3 separate regions of the Homo sapiens genome follow, and all the other regions are linked to region 3. The links are chromatin contacts, found by Hi-C or POLR2A ChIA-PET in ENCODE. All regions are on one chromosome and are shown on one strand. Each heading gives the region's core, a stretch centred on a gene start or an enhancer-like site at or near the end of the contact. The rest is flanking DNA. Distances are from core to core; before and after follow the strand shown.

Evidence for each region. A loop is a pair of places that touch in the nucleus more often than their neighbours do. ChIA-PET counts read pairs that join two places held with the same protein, here RNA polymerase II (POLR2A). Pooled maps may share reads with other maps.
Region 1: a loop to region 3 is called in a map of ascending aorta, with 9 times the contacts of the local background. The contact joins the promoter of CEP192 here to the promoter of IMPA2 in region 3. A Hi-C loop is called at or near these places in 2 of 168 maps with a recorded cell type or tissue (ascending aorta and naive thymus-derived CD4-positive, alpha-beta T cell) and 13 of 50 pooled maps. POLR2A ChIA-PET finds 5 or more read pairs at or near these places in 2 of 52 experiments (Caco-2 and activated T-cell).
Region 2: a loop to region 3 is called in a pooled map, with 6 times the contacts of the local background. The contact joins the enhancer-like site here to the promoter of IMPA2 in region 3. A Hi-C loop is called at or near these places in 1 of 37 single-sample maps with no recorded cell type and 3 of 50 pooled maps. POLR2A ChIA-PET finds 5 or more read pairs at or near these places in 1 of 52 experiments (OCI-LY7).

What each region holds. Positions count from the first base shown.
Region 1 is chr18:12,988,411-12,993,175 of GRCh38, reverse strand. It overlaps CEP192 (centrosomal protein 192), which reads right to left and starts at 1,814. Exons shown (of 45, transcript NM_032142.4): 1 at 1,739-1,814. RefSeq lists a silencer at 1,553-1,632 and enhancers at 2,113-2,492, 2,883-3,495.
Region 2 is chr18:13,560,905-13,565,426 of GRCh38, reverse strand. All of the region lies in intron 4 of LDLRAD4 (low density lipoprotein receptor class A domain containing 4), which reads right to left. Among named protein-coding and RNA genes, the nearest start is that of MIR4526, 48 kb to the left of the region's middle. RefSeq lists enhancers at 2,438-2,857, 2,908-2,957. Within about 2 kb of position 1,891, at least 10 of the 41 ENCODE cell types and tissues checked have a DNase peak (open chromatin) inside an H3K27ac peak, as active enhancers do.
Region 3 is chr18:11,980,235-11,984,723 of GRCh38, reverse strand. IMPA2 (inositol monophosphatase 2) reads right to left here and starts at 3,217. Exons shown (of 8, transcript NM_014214.3): 1 at 2,959-3,217. The coding sequence starts at 3,054. RefSeq lists silencers at 2,680-4,159, 4,000-4,294.

The DNA.
Region 1 (4,765 bases), core at 565-3,064, 1.0 Mb before region 3:
TCCCTCCTGCTCTCTCACCAAATTCTAATGCTTCTAACGTCAAATACACTTCTGGAGCTGAGACCCACTTCTATATTCCTAATGCCCGTTGCCCATCACTTTTTATTCTGAACTATCACACGAGTCTCCCAACTAGCCTCCCCAAGTCTAGCCTTGTAATTACTAAGTTATTCATTCATATACAGACATGTAAACTATTAAAATTTATAGAAAACTCTTCAACAGTTGTCCCTATTTAGAAGGGCCTAATCCAAAGAAAACTCAGAAATTATGCAAAGGTCATTCATGCAACATTCATTATCAAACACAAACCATGAAGAACCCTCTACTTGGCACCAAGAATGCAAAGATAAATAAGGCAGCTCCCCTCAGGGAGCTGACAATCCCTGTCAACTACGATAGTGTTAAGTGCTTCAACAGAGCTTTGCTAAGGGTGCAAAGGTAACAAAACCCACGGGAAGATTCCTCAAGATGTAACCTAATACCTAGTCTCTTCTCCAGAAAAGATTACACTTGTAAACCATTCATGGACATAACACATTCCTAAAGGAAATTTCCTTTAATTTCTCACATTATTGCATTACCCACCCCTCCTCCATCATCTCAAGTGAAGACAATATTTTTCTTCTATCCTATTTGAACTGAGTGGCTATATTTGCAATTTCTCTTGCTATTTCCTTAAAGTAGTGACCTCAAATTTCACATCTGGACTCACTAATTACATTCCTAGGTACATAAAAGATTACTGACTATAGTCATTAATCGTAGGTCTATGTATACAATTAAACACATTTAAAAGCACACGCCGTGGAACCCAAAGCCGAGTCAAACTTCCCCAAAACTCATCATTTACTCTTGGCACTTTAAGATATACTTTAAAACTAGGTAGGCATTTGGTATATTATTGTTCAAGGCTTGCCGTTTTTGCCTAGAAAACTGAAATTTGGAGAAAAAGTTGATTTTGGAGCAGTAAAAACGCCAGTCGAATGACCTCAAAATAGTAAGAGCAAATGGAAATATGGTCATATAAACAGCTGTTCTCCAAACGACTGACTTGAAGAGGTCCTCATGTTTTACTAAACAAACTCTGAAAGTAACAGCAAAGTAAAAGTAGAGTGTATTAACATTCGTCTCATTTCACGTTCTGTTGATAATGAAATCATAGGCAAGGAATGTAGGTAAACTATTAGGAATAAATGAACGCAACCTAGCAGAAACCAAATCAAGTGAGTAAACGGAAGACAAGGGCATTAAGTTAAGTTAACAAGGTTACTTCCTGGGTCAGAATTTTAAACAAAAAGGAGGAACAGAACCGCCCATCACAGGGCACATAAAGGAAACATCACCGGTCACTTCACAAGCACACTGCAAGAAACTCCAGAGGGTAGCACGGAGAGGGCCTGTCCCTCAAGAGGTGGAAGTCCCCAGACAAGAGGGGAGGAAAGAAGGACGTGATCCCCTAACAGTCTGTCTCATCACGCCCGGCCAAAGCCCGATGACACAGAGGCGTGCAATTAATCCCAACCAGGCGGAGCTCAGCTCAGAGGCTGCGCCAGGCGCAGAGGCGCGGGAAGCGCGGCAGTCCCCTTGCTCGCGCCCTGAGGCCGCCCCACAGCCTGCGCCCCCACCCGGCCCAACCGTCACTGTCCCGTCGGTCCGGCAGCCGAAACGTAGGCCAAAGGTGCATGCGTCTGCCTCCCGCCTAGGCGCAGGCCGAGGCACCAGCGTCCCCCCTCACCGAGCCCGCGTCCCCGACTTCGGAGGGCAGTGTGCAGCGGGAAAGTCCACGGACTGAAGAGGTGTCCCAGGGCACTGCAAGTGCGCGTGCGCGTGGCCCCCGCACCGGCTGGAGCCCGGAACGGCCGTACCGCGCCCGCCTCTGGTTTACGTCTGTTCGCGGCACCAGGCAAGGGGAGGAGACTGAGCTGGCTTTTGATTGGACAGCGGGAAGACATGGGGCGGGAAGAAGCCCGGTGATTGGTGGGGACAGCGCGTTCCTGGATTTGAAGCGAGGAAGCCGCGCGCCCTGCGAGTCCGGAGGAGGAAATGGAGCTCTGCGCTGCGTGGGACCCGGGGGACGGCTCCCGTTGGCGCCGCCTTCAAGGTCTTGGCGAATTTGAAAATAATGCTTACTTTATTCAGTTTGGGTCTCCAGGGCACCGCCAGTCACTCTATGCGCAAAGAAGTATCCCCCGCCAACAAATCCCCCCCGATAGGTTTCGTCCTTCCGTGGGCAGATGCAGACCTTTCCTGTTGGTAGGCGCTGAAAGGCGTCAGGTTTCACCTTCAATCAGCTAATTCCTCGGGATCCAAGTTTCATGACATTTCGCCACATCTAGTCGCCTCTTTGTGACAGAGTAGGCTTTGTCTCGATTGCTTCCTACTTTTCTCCATCCTTCTTAGGCCACAAAACCCATCACCGCCATCTGCTCGGCACAGGCCCTTAACTACTTCACTGAGACCATGCCTTTCACTCAAAATGTATCTCAGTCTTTTTCAGTAAGGTCCCTTATCTCAAAATTTATTCCATATAGTCACAGAGGGAAAAGAGTCCCTCTTTTCCAAAGCTAACTCCTTAACTTCGTTCAAGTTACTGAAAGATGTCCGGCGCACCTTGGAGGAAAGAAGAGGGAAAACGCAAAGTTTAGAAGTCCCTAGACCTGAGGTTACTTGGTGGGGAAAGACGTCTGTTTACTTGACCACTTTCTACCTCCTGCAAACATGGCTCACCTGTCATTCTTGGATATCCTCTCCACTGGTTTCCTTCTCTCTGCCTACAAAAATGCAGCACCTCTCTACCCAAACACACACACCACACACCCATACACCACACACACCACTCACACCACAAACCACACACACCCACATATGCACCACACACACGTGTGTGACACGTATACACACATCCATACACAACACACACCCACATACACATCACCCACACACCACACACACCCTCCACACACAAACACCACTCAAACCACACACCCACACACACCCCTTCCTTGATTCTGTTTCATCACCTAATGACCATTCTTGTTTCCTTCCCTTAATGGTCTCCACTTTTTTTTCCATAGAGGAAGCCAGGCTTCCACTTTTTACACCTTATTTTGACGCATTTCATGGTGTCTAGCTGGGTCCTTAAAACTTTATCAGGAATAGACTCCTAATTGTCAAACTCAGTGATATCTCCACAGTTCGACACCTCTTCTTGGAACCCTGCAGCCTTGGTATTTGCAAAGAGTAATTACCTTTATTCTACCTTTGTCCACACTCAGTGAGCAAAGATAAATGCAGAAAATCTCAAGATTTTCTGAATCCCAAAAAAGTAAGCCAAATGCTCAGCCCTAGAGCTGACCTCTCTTAACCTCTTTTTCTACAAAGCGGTCACACATTGGAGGTGAACTGCTTAAATGTGTCTACAGGTTCCGGACTGTCACTCACACCAGATCCTTGTTAATAAATGTCCTTCCTCCATAAATATCCTCAAGTCACCACAGCACTCCCCACAACACTCAGTAACCTGATAGGACTCTATTAACAGAGATCTCTGATTCAGAGTCTCGGCAGCAGGAGAGCCTGGACTCTGACGCCAGGCTGCCTGGATCTGAATCCTGGCTCTACCTCCCTCTTCCAAACTGTGTAGCCTTGGGCAAGTAGCTTTAACCAGCCGGTTTCCTTGTCTGTAAAGTGGGGATAATTAAAGCGCTTGCCTCAGAGGCTTACTGTGAGGATTTAAAGCTACTTCTGTAAGGTATCTAGAAAAATAATGGCCCATGGAAATACTCAACAAACATTAGCTATTATCTTATACCTCAGTATCTCACCTCACTTGCCAACTGGAAAGGAGGAACAGAACTCCCACTGTGATTTCCAAATCTCTTTAGACACTGAGTAGAGCCTGCAGAGGCCCCATGACCAGGGTGCCTCCCAGGGAATTAGAAGTGAGGCCTATCCAGTTTTAAGTTCAGACATCTCTCAGCTCCCCTTTTACCAACTGCTTAAAGTGGTATGCCTCAGCCAATACTCAAAACCTTCTACAATGTAACCACAAGGTATGATTTCAGGTTAATGTCCCAGTAGTTCCCTAAATGAACCCTACTCTTTCATCAGACTGTTACTTATATCCTATTCCGTAAACACACCCCGGCCCTCTTTTACCTATTGAAATCAGACATCCCTTCCAAATTCTGCCAGCTCAAATAACTTGTCTCTTTTATGCCTACTATACAATTTCTACCATTATTACAAAGCTGAACCCATTACCTTTTGTAAATTCTAAAAATGCCTTCTCCCACGAGTGTAAGTTTGTGTGCAGACTACCTATTTTTCTACATACCCCAGTGTTTGGCACAGTATCTTGCACATGGTAGATGCTCAGGATTCACTAAATTAAACTGGAGAATGGTCTCAATTTCATTATTCCATTCTTACCCAAGGTACCTCTATGTCTGAAAGCTCAAAGACATGGCTTCTTAATTCTGGGTTAGATTCAGCATTAAGACTTCTTGTTTGATCCTCCATAAGGCTACAAGCCTAGCAAGTCATTTAACCAGAGGAAGACCTTTGAGAATTATTTGAAAAAGATATTTACATTGAAATGCTAACTTTAGAGACAAAACACTTTGATTATTAGACAATAAAACTCAAATGTTCCTTAAACTAAAATGAATAGGCTAGGTGAGGTGACTCATGCCTGTAATCCCAGCACTTTGGGAGGCCAAGGTGGGATGATGGATTGAGCCTAGGAGTTTGAGACCAGCCT
Region 2 (4,522 bases), core at 642-3,141, 1.6 Mb before region 3:
TGCCCGGGCTGCTCGCAGGCCAGCACGGCCGGGCCCTGGCCCAGCTTGGCGCTGGCAACGGCTGTTCGCTTCTGTGGTTCAGGCCCTCACAGCACAAAGGCCCGTCACAGGGGCTGTCTGGGATCAGGGAAGATGGTCTCTTCAGCTGTGGCCTTCATCCCACTCCTGGACACCCCTGGCCAACCCTCTACTGTGGACAACTGGTCGACCTAAAAGCCAATGTATTATGATTTTACAAAACCCCTCTGAGGATACTTGATGTTTTATGGGGAGATATAATCCTAGAAAACCTAGTTGTTTGGTGTATGGCTTTGTTTTACATTGCTGTTTTGGGTTCAAATCATGACGGCATGAGATTTAATTACCTTTATTTTCCAGACAAGGGCATACAGGGTGAAATACATACTCCGTGTTCTAAAATTGTAAGGTAAGCATAATTGACATGCATGGGGCAACTCTGACTATAAATTCCTGCTGGCTGAGCCTCACTTTTAATGTCTGTTTTTTTCTTTTCTTTGGGGAGGCAGGAGGTATGGACAGAAAGCACTCGTTCTTCAGAGAAGGCAGGAGATTCCAATCTAAATCATGCCTAAAGAGCAAGGCACACCTGGACTTGAATGACCCCCGACCAGCCACAGGGAAATCATCACGGGAGGGCTGGAGCACTGCCAAGGCAATGAAGGGAAATGGTTTCCAGACTCACGGCCCCGCCAGGAGGAAGGGGGGCGGCAGCGCAGAGGCGGGGTCGTGGGTCTGCGCACCCTCACCTGCCGCACTCGCCACGACTCAGACCCCACAAAGGCTTGGGCTTTTTTGTGAGTTTTTTTTTTTTTTTTTTTTTTTTTTAGAAAATGGGAACACAAAAATGAACTTTTTCCATTCTCAAAAACAGAAAAACCAAGGAGAGCAGGTGAGGCGAGGAAAGGTTCTCAGAGCACTAAGTATGCAGGTCTTAGCAGAGGGGAAAGACAAGCAAGCCCCACCCTGAGGCCTGGCCACCTGGCAAAGGCGAGCGCTGGGGATGGCTTCAGTATACGCGCTGGCAAGGAAAATTGCCAGAGATGTGCAATTTACCTTTAGATACAACAACATAGGCTTGCTTCTGACAAGGACTACTTGAATAGCAGCCATCCTCCAAACCAGAATACTGCTCCATTTAGGAGGGAAAAAGGAAAGTAAAATTTCTATAATTATCAGCAAAAAGCATCAAAAGGGAGAGAATCTGGGAGTTTGAAAATGGCCTATGCCGGAGCCTGTCGACTCACGCCTATAATACCAACAATTTGGGAGGCCAGGAGTTCAAGACTAGCCTGGGCAACAAAGTGAGACCCCCATCTTTACAAAAAAACCACAATTATCCAGGTGTGGTGGTGCATACCTGTGGTCCCAGCTCTTTGGGAGGCTGGGTTGGGAGGACCACTTGAGCTCAGGAGGTTGAGGCTGCAGTGAGCTATAATTATACCATCACACTCCAGTTTAGGTGAGAGAGAGAGAGAGAGACTCTCTTAAAAAATGTAAATAATAGCAAAATAAAAATAATTTTTTAAAAAGAAAATGGCCCAGCTCTAACCTAGCTGTGGGGGTTTAAACCATAGCTCAAGAATCACTGAGGGGCCTTTAGAGGCCATCTGTTTAAAGATCCTTGAGAACAGGGGTCGGTCTTGTGGCTTCTACATCTCCCGTGGGGCCAGGCATTTGCCAGGCACTTAAGTGTTTATTGATGTATGAGAAGGACGGAGCCTCCCGTTTATCAGCACTCCTAGCTGCCATCCTCCAGTCCTGCTGACGCATTAATGTCGTGACCATTGAGGCATTCAGTAAGGAAGCTCTGTGCCCTGTATGTTTTCTGTTGTGCTGAAAGGAGTCACATGGCAAAGCTGCAGAACATGTCCATTCTGCTCCCTAGACTCACCCTCCGCAAATGAAGACTATCCCCCTTTCACTTCCTTCCTTGTGCTACTCTATCCGGAAAATCGCTGTTGTGTAAACAGATCTGGGGAGTCAGGACATGCAATATCCACCTTCTCAGTGGCCCAAGCTCCAACCTCCTTCCAAGGGGCATCCACAGGCATGGCTGGATGGATTTTCATCTGAAGTGTCTGGAATCCTACCATCCATCCACAATTAAACTGGGTCTAACTGTCAGCCTAAAAAACGCTCTATGGATTCTGGGTTAAAGATTAATTGGGGGTTGTGAACATGCTCATGTTCTCTACAGGCATAATTAGTTATCCCTAAAACAAAGATGCCTGTCATCTCCAAAGATAAAAATAAGTTTTACTAAAAAATATAGAGTGACAAGAAATAGTAAAGCTTCAGGTGTATCTTTGGTAAACCATCAGGTCTGTCCCTAAATCATCAGAAATGGGAAATGAGGGGTTAAGTTTCTTTCCTCTTCTAACAAAGAACTCTATTTGTTACACTAGACCAGGCGACAACCGTCTCTATATAGAGGGTGGCAGTTGGTTCAAGCTCTACCTTCCTTTCTCAGTTGGATCTATTTAAAGCCTGCAGCAGAGGAAACTTGGCAGCTGAATGTTTCCAAAAGTTAGTATACCACTTCCCTACTTCAGATCACACAGGAGGGCACAGCCCGGGAAGCAGAGATTCCTTGGGTGGGAGGGGTAGGCGCCAGCCCAGAGCTCACATAGCCCCCAGGTTCATCAATGTCCCATCGACAGCCTTCACTGGATATTTTTTTAAATCTCACATGTTGCATCTAAAAAAGTGGAACTCACGGAAGCAGAGGGTAGAATGGGGGTTTCCAGGGGCTGGGCCATTAGGGACGATGGGGAGATGTTAGTCAAAGGGTACGAACTTTCAGTTATAAGATGAACAAGTTCTGAGGCTCTGACGGACCGCGTGGGTGGTGAACATGTGAGCCTGACTGTCATCATCAGTCCACAATGTATATACATGTATCAAATAATCACATTGTATACACAGGATAGAGACAATCTTTGTCAATTAAATATATTAAAATTTAAAAAATGTAAACAAATTCATTGATAACAAATTTCAAAGTAATGGACCTAGTTAAGGGAGTGGAGAAACGAGGCAGGCTGAGGTCTCACTGATGTAGGTTGGCAGAGCTGGCTGAGAGTTTCAAAGCCTCAAGGTGGCCAGTCTGGGTCACCGGGATCAAGGATGGTGATTCCATGACAGTCCCTCTACCAAACACAGCTGCACTGTCATTTACCCTCACAGCAAGCCACATCTACCTATAAAAGCAGGTGTGATGATCACCTTTCACAGATGAGGAAATGGAAACTCAGAGACATCAAGCAACTTGTCCAAGGACACATTATCTTAAAAACACTGAGTCAGGACCACGATTTGGGCCTGGATCTATAGGACCAGGAAGTTCTCACTCTACCATGCCAGAGAGGAGAGGGATGCCTCCAACACCAGGTGGTCAAGTAAAATTAATTAGCTAATAATTGTTATTGGATATGCTAGACTTTGTACTTTTTCTTTTGTACTGTTGCTCATTGTTGAACATGTTTGGTTTTTCTTTTAGGTTTTCTCTAATATAAAGAAAACAGTGGTTATTTATAATCATTACTGGAGGGTTTGACAATCAGGAAAACATTAGGTTCAGCTTCTCCGAAATCGATTTGAGATTCACAGCAAGTCCTCATTACACTGCACCACTAGCATAAATTATTGTATATTTTAATGCTCCATATCCCACAACATCCAAGAGATGTTGGTATCAATCCTACACTGAGTCAAGACACGCTTCGGCATACATGTCATCACGTCCGTCTTTGCACAGGTGTCATCACGTCCGTCTTTGCCTTCTCCCAACATGTTTCTTGAACGATAATCAGGACACCACTCCCGATGATGAAGTACACTTCCAACAAATGACTGCTCATCAAGGTCTCAGCTGCAGTGTTTAATCACGCAGCAGAAACCATTTATTTTCTCATATACTTCTCTTTCTTGAAATATCTCTTAATTATCTCATTTACTCCTATATAAAAATGGTGCTCAAAAATTTAATTACAAGGGCAAGATCTTAAGGAGTTGCAAGGTGTGTGTCTATTTCTCGAAGAGACATTTTCAAAAGCCCCAAATTCTATGACTGAGGAAAAATAACTGGATGATGCCCCAGAAAAGAGTAAGGGGTGATAAGTTAACGGAAGCCCATTTCCAAAACTAATTACCTATATATTGTTTCCTAAAAATAAATTCACCCACTCATTTCATGTCACGCTCTTAACGCCTTTCAACCTTTCAAACGTGGAACCTGAAGAATAGCTCCAGTGTGGGCCCTGAATATCTGCAGGATGTTCCCTGAGACAGTAAGATCTGGTAACTGGGGAGCTTTACATACCTGTAAGGCCAAGTGACACATCATAAGCCAATTCACAGGGGAAGAAACAAACCCAGAGCTCTTGGGAGACCTTCCTAAGGTCACACAGATGTGTCTCCATAAAAATCAGAACGAGGCTCCTGGTTTTCCTTTATTTCACACAGGCTTGAAGTTGTTTTGTGCCAAGAGAGCCACAGTGTT
Region 3 (4,489 bases), core at 1,968-4,467:
AGTGCTGGGATTACAGGCGTGAGCCACCGCGCCCGGCCACAGTTTTTGTATTTTTAGTAGAGATGGGGTTTCACTATATTGGTCTCAAATTCCCGACCTCAGGTGATCCACAAGCCTCAGCCTCCCAAAGTGCTGGGATTACAGGCTTCAGCCACCACATCTGGCAAAGTTTGTATTTTCTTAAAGAGGGCCCCCTAAATTGTCTAAGTTTCTGGCCCAACAGAAGCTGGTTCAGCTCCGCGGGGGGATTTGAAAGGCAGAGCTGTCTACAATACTTCTGTTCACACATCACACAAAAGATGACAACCATCCACATCAGTGAATACTGTCATCTGTACTTGGGGTGGGGCTGTGGTCACTCCCTCCCCAAAAGCCCAACAGCCAGGGAGGAGGCTCCCGTCACAGTGTGGGTGGCTGGAACTAGGAGGGCAGGGATGATCCCCACGGTCACGGAAGGAAGAGTGGCACAGAAGCATGGAGGGGGCAGGTGAGGGAATTGGGAGCCTGGGACAGGGAAGCCTGCCAGAACTGGGGCAGAGGGGAAATGGAAGCAGTTTCTCCAGGGCCACCTTGAGCGGAACCAGTCTAAGAGAGAAAGGACAGTGCACCTTTATCTCTTGGAAGGTCTCTCCTTCGGCTCCCTCACCTTTCCGCATCTAGAACACAGACTCCATCTCAGGGGCAGCTGAGAGCAGCGAACAACAGAGTGGTAGAATGCTGGGTGCTAGTGAAGGGTGAGCATCTGGGGGCCCTGCGACTTTGCCAACATGCTCTTCACTAAGGAGAACTCCAAAAGGATCACCACTCACGACCTTTACACCCCGAACCAGGTCATCTGGCTAAAGGATATGTTTTCTCCAGTCAGCCCCCGATTGCATTAGAAGACAATCTGTCCCTCTTTACACAGGTTCCGATGACCTCGTGTGGCTTCTGTTTGTCCCAGCAGCAGACCTTCAGGCCATTCCCTCAGCACTGCCCGGCAGGCAGGAAGCATCAGCATAATGCCTGAGGGGGAGCCCCGGGCGGCCCGGGCTTCCTGACCGGACTCCTAATGGCAGCATCTTTATTGCAACCCTCTCCAGCGTTTAAAAAAAGCTTTTTTTGTTGCTGGCAAGTTGCAAAAACATAAAATATCTCTTAAGTTAAAAGTCATAGGAGCCTTAGAACTGTTCCTGCTCTATTGCAAGCTCTTTATGCACATTTGTTAAATAATAACATAAAATTTTAAAATCTTCTGTTTCTTCAAGGATCTAAATTTGAAAACCACAGAAACTCCTAACTTAGCTCGCCAGGGTTTACACAGCAATGTCTGAATCCTAAGCTGGCTTTTCACTGCCTCAAGGAAGAAAAGTTTTACAGTAGAACCTAAAAGTTCCTAAATATCTGGCTGATGCTTGCTCTGGAAGGAAAGCTGGGAGGCAGGGAAGGATGGAAGGAGAACCCGTGTTCCATGCACACAGCAGCTCTGCTTTCCAGGAAGAACGCTTGCACTGAAGCTACAAGCTTCATCTGCCTTGCAGGAAGGTTTAGGGTCCTCCTTTTCCTACAGGAGGGAAAGGTCAAAGGGTGGAGTTTCGCAACACTCTTAAATTCATTCATTCTTTACGGTCTGAGGCTTGGGTTCTTCAAACTACAAAGGGAAGGAAGGCCCTTCAACAAAAAATGAGTCTACTTAGTATTGCAGATTAATTTTTAAACAGGATTAGAGGATTTGCACCAAGGTAAAGCACTATCCACTTTATGACGACTCACTTCAAATTTAAGATTGATAACAGTCCGATTTCAACATCTAGGGAAACTGGTAGAGCATTTTCGGACTGTCAGACCTCAAAAAAGAAAACAAATGTTTGAATATAAAAGGCCAATCTGCTCTCAGCACACCTCCTGTCTCTAAAATCCCCGAAAACAATCACTTTTTTTTTTTTTTTTTGAGACGGAGTTTTGTTCTTGTTGCCCAGGCTGGTGTGCAATGGCGCGATCTCAGCTCACTGCAACCTTCGCCTCCCAGGTTCAAGTGATTCTCCTGCCTCAGCCTCCCAAATAGCTGGAACTAAGGCACGCGCCACCATGCCCAGCTAATTTTGTATTTTCAGTAGAGACGGGGTTTCACCATGTTGGTCAGGCTGGTCTCGAACTCCTGACCTCAAGTGGTCCACCCGCCTCGGCCTCCCAAAGTGCTGGGATTACAGGCGTGAGCCACTGCGCCCGGCCCACAATCACATCCTAAGAGACAAACATGGAGTAAGCCATCTTACAGTCCTGGGAGAACCAACACTCGCTTGCCTACCACTACCGTCGGTGTGTCAGGCACTGCTAAAGGTACTGAGGAAAGTGGAAGGAACAATCACAAAAATGAAAAAGAGAAGAGAGGAACTGCACTCCATTTTAAACTCTGCTCGCTGGTTTTCGGTAGCTCTGCGGCTCGGTTTTCATCCTTCCGGGCAGTGTAACAAGTTCCTCCTGAACTCTGAGTCCGTGGCCGTCGCGGAGCTGAGCCACTTTCAGGGTGTGGGTCAGAGTAAGTTTGGGTTGAGGATGCTGCAGCCAGGACAATCAAACGGCAGCCCAGCCAGATCCCCACGCGGCTGGGGCTTAGCCCCGGGCTTCCTACCGCGAGCTGAATCCGTTCATAGGTCCTTAAAAATCAACAGCCCCGTACGCTACCCCTGGAGAGATTTCTACATTCTGACCACTCACTCAAACGCAAAGGTCACGTTAGCCGCTGAACTCCAAAGCAGAGGGGCTCGCCGCCAGGGCTCCGGGAGTTGGAGAAGGGCGCGGGAGGTGTGTCCAGGACACCAGCACAAAGGCTCCTTTCACCGCTCCGCGCCCCGCGCCCTCGGGTGCGGACCCTGGGCGCCCGCCGGCTGCGCGCCAGGACCCCGCCACTCCAGGCGGCTCCCAAGGCCCACGCGCTTCTGCTCCGCCCGGACTTCCGAGCCCAGCCGTGGCGCTCACCTGTCCTGCCCGCAGCGCCAGCTGCACGGCCGCCTGGAAGCACTCCTCCCAGGGGCCGGCCGCCAGCGCCGCCTGGTCCTCGCCGCTCGGCTTCATCGCGGCCTCGCCGGGCCCCTCCACCTCCAGCCCCCCTCGGCGGGACTCCGGCTCCCACCGGATCCCGCCGTCCCGCCGCCAGGCTCCACACTCCCTGTGCCTGCTCCCGCAGCTCTGTGCCTAGTCCGCCGCCCGTCCCACACCTGCGCTGGCGGGAAGGGCAGCCAGCGGGCCGCGGGAGCCGTGCGTCCTGCTTTCCGCTCCCCACCCTCCGCCCCGCCCCGTGCCGAGCCCAGCCCAGCTCCCCGCCCCGCTCCCCGCCCAGCTCCCTGCTCCCGCGTCCGGCCCCGCTCTGCATTCCCCACCTCGCCCCTCGCAGAGCTCGGCCCCGCCCATTCCCCCCTCTTCCCCGCCCCTTGACGCTCCCGGCCCCGCCCCGCACCCGTTGCTGCTCCTGGCCTCTTCCCGCGCCGTGCCCGGCCCCGTCCTGCACCGCCCCTCCCGCTCCCGGCTGCGCCCCGTACCTGGCCCCGCCCCTCTGGGCTAGCCCTGAACACAAATCAGTGCCGAGCCTGGTCCCTCTCCGCTCCGCGCTTTACCTCCAGCCCCGCCCCTGTGGTGCAGCATCACCCTCCCCGCTCGAGGCGGACCCAACCCTGCTCCGCCGTGCCCCGTCCCGCAGCGCGCAGAGCGGGCTCCAACTCCTCTGAGCCTCGAGCCCCGCCTCCCTCAAGTTGAGCCGGGCCCGTGTCCAAGCCCCGCCCCACCGCCGCGCGCTGAGACAGGCCCCACCCCCGGCTCGTGCAGAACTCCGTACTGTTCTGGGTCAAGCGCGCGGAGGGCGGCTTGGGCCACCGCAGAGCTGGGAGGGAGGAGCTAGGAGCGGCTGTTTTGGGGGCCCGGGGCAGCTACTGTCTGGGTGGGACCGTGCGGTGCCGGCCCAGCCCCGGAGGTGCCGGGGAGCGTCCCGTCCGCGGATCCCCGCGCACGTGGTGCCGGGCGTCCCTTCATGGTCTGTGGCCGGATTCGGGCTCGAGCGCCAGGGGCGGCTGGGCCAGCACCTTCCGACCGGTCGCTTTTTGTTCGCGGAGGCCGCTGGGCGCTAGGCGTCGTTCTCGGCCTCGCAGGAGCTCAGACCGCCGAGCGCACAAGGCCGCAGTGTTCCTGCAAGCGGCCGCCCCGCGCGGCAAGTTTGGTCGCAAACAAGCTCTCCCTCCGCTAACCCCAAACACTGCGAGGACAGCGGCTGGACTTTATAAACTCTTCACACCCAAAACTCGAATTTGGAGACGGAACTGTGATTGCGATGAGCCTCTGTAGTGAGGAATGACCTTTCCAACCTTGGATTCTCTTGCTGGCCCATGTAAACATAAATAGGAGGCATTTCCCGAAAGAGTGGCCGCGTGGTTTCCAAGGTTAATTTCATAAGCCGCTCTGCCTGCCCGTTTTATAAAAGATGCTAACCCACGTAAAATTATTCTGGAGTGCCACTTCG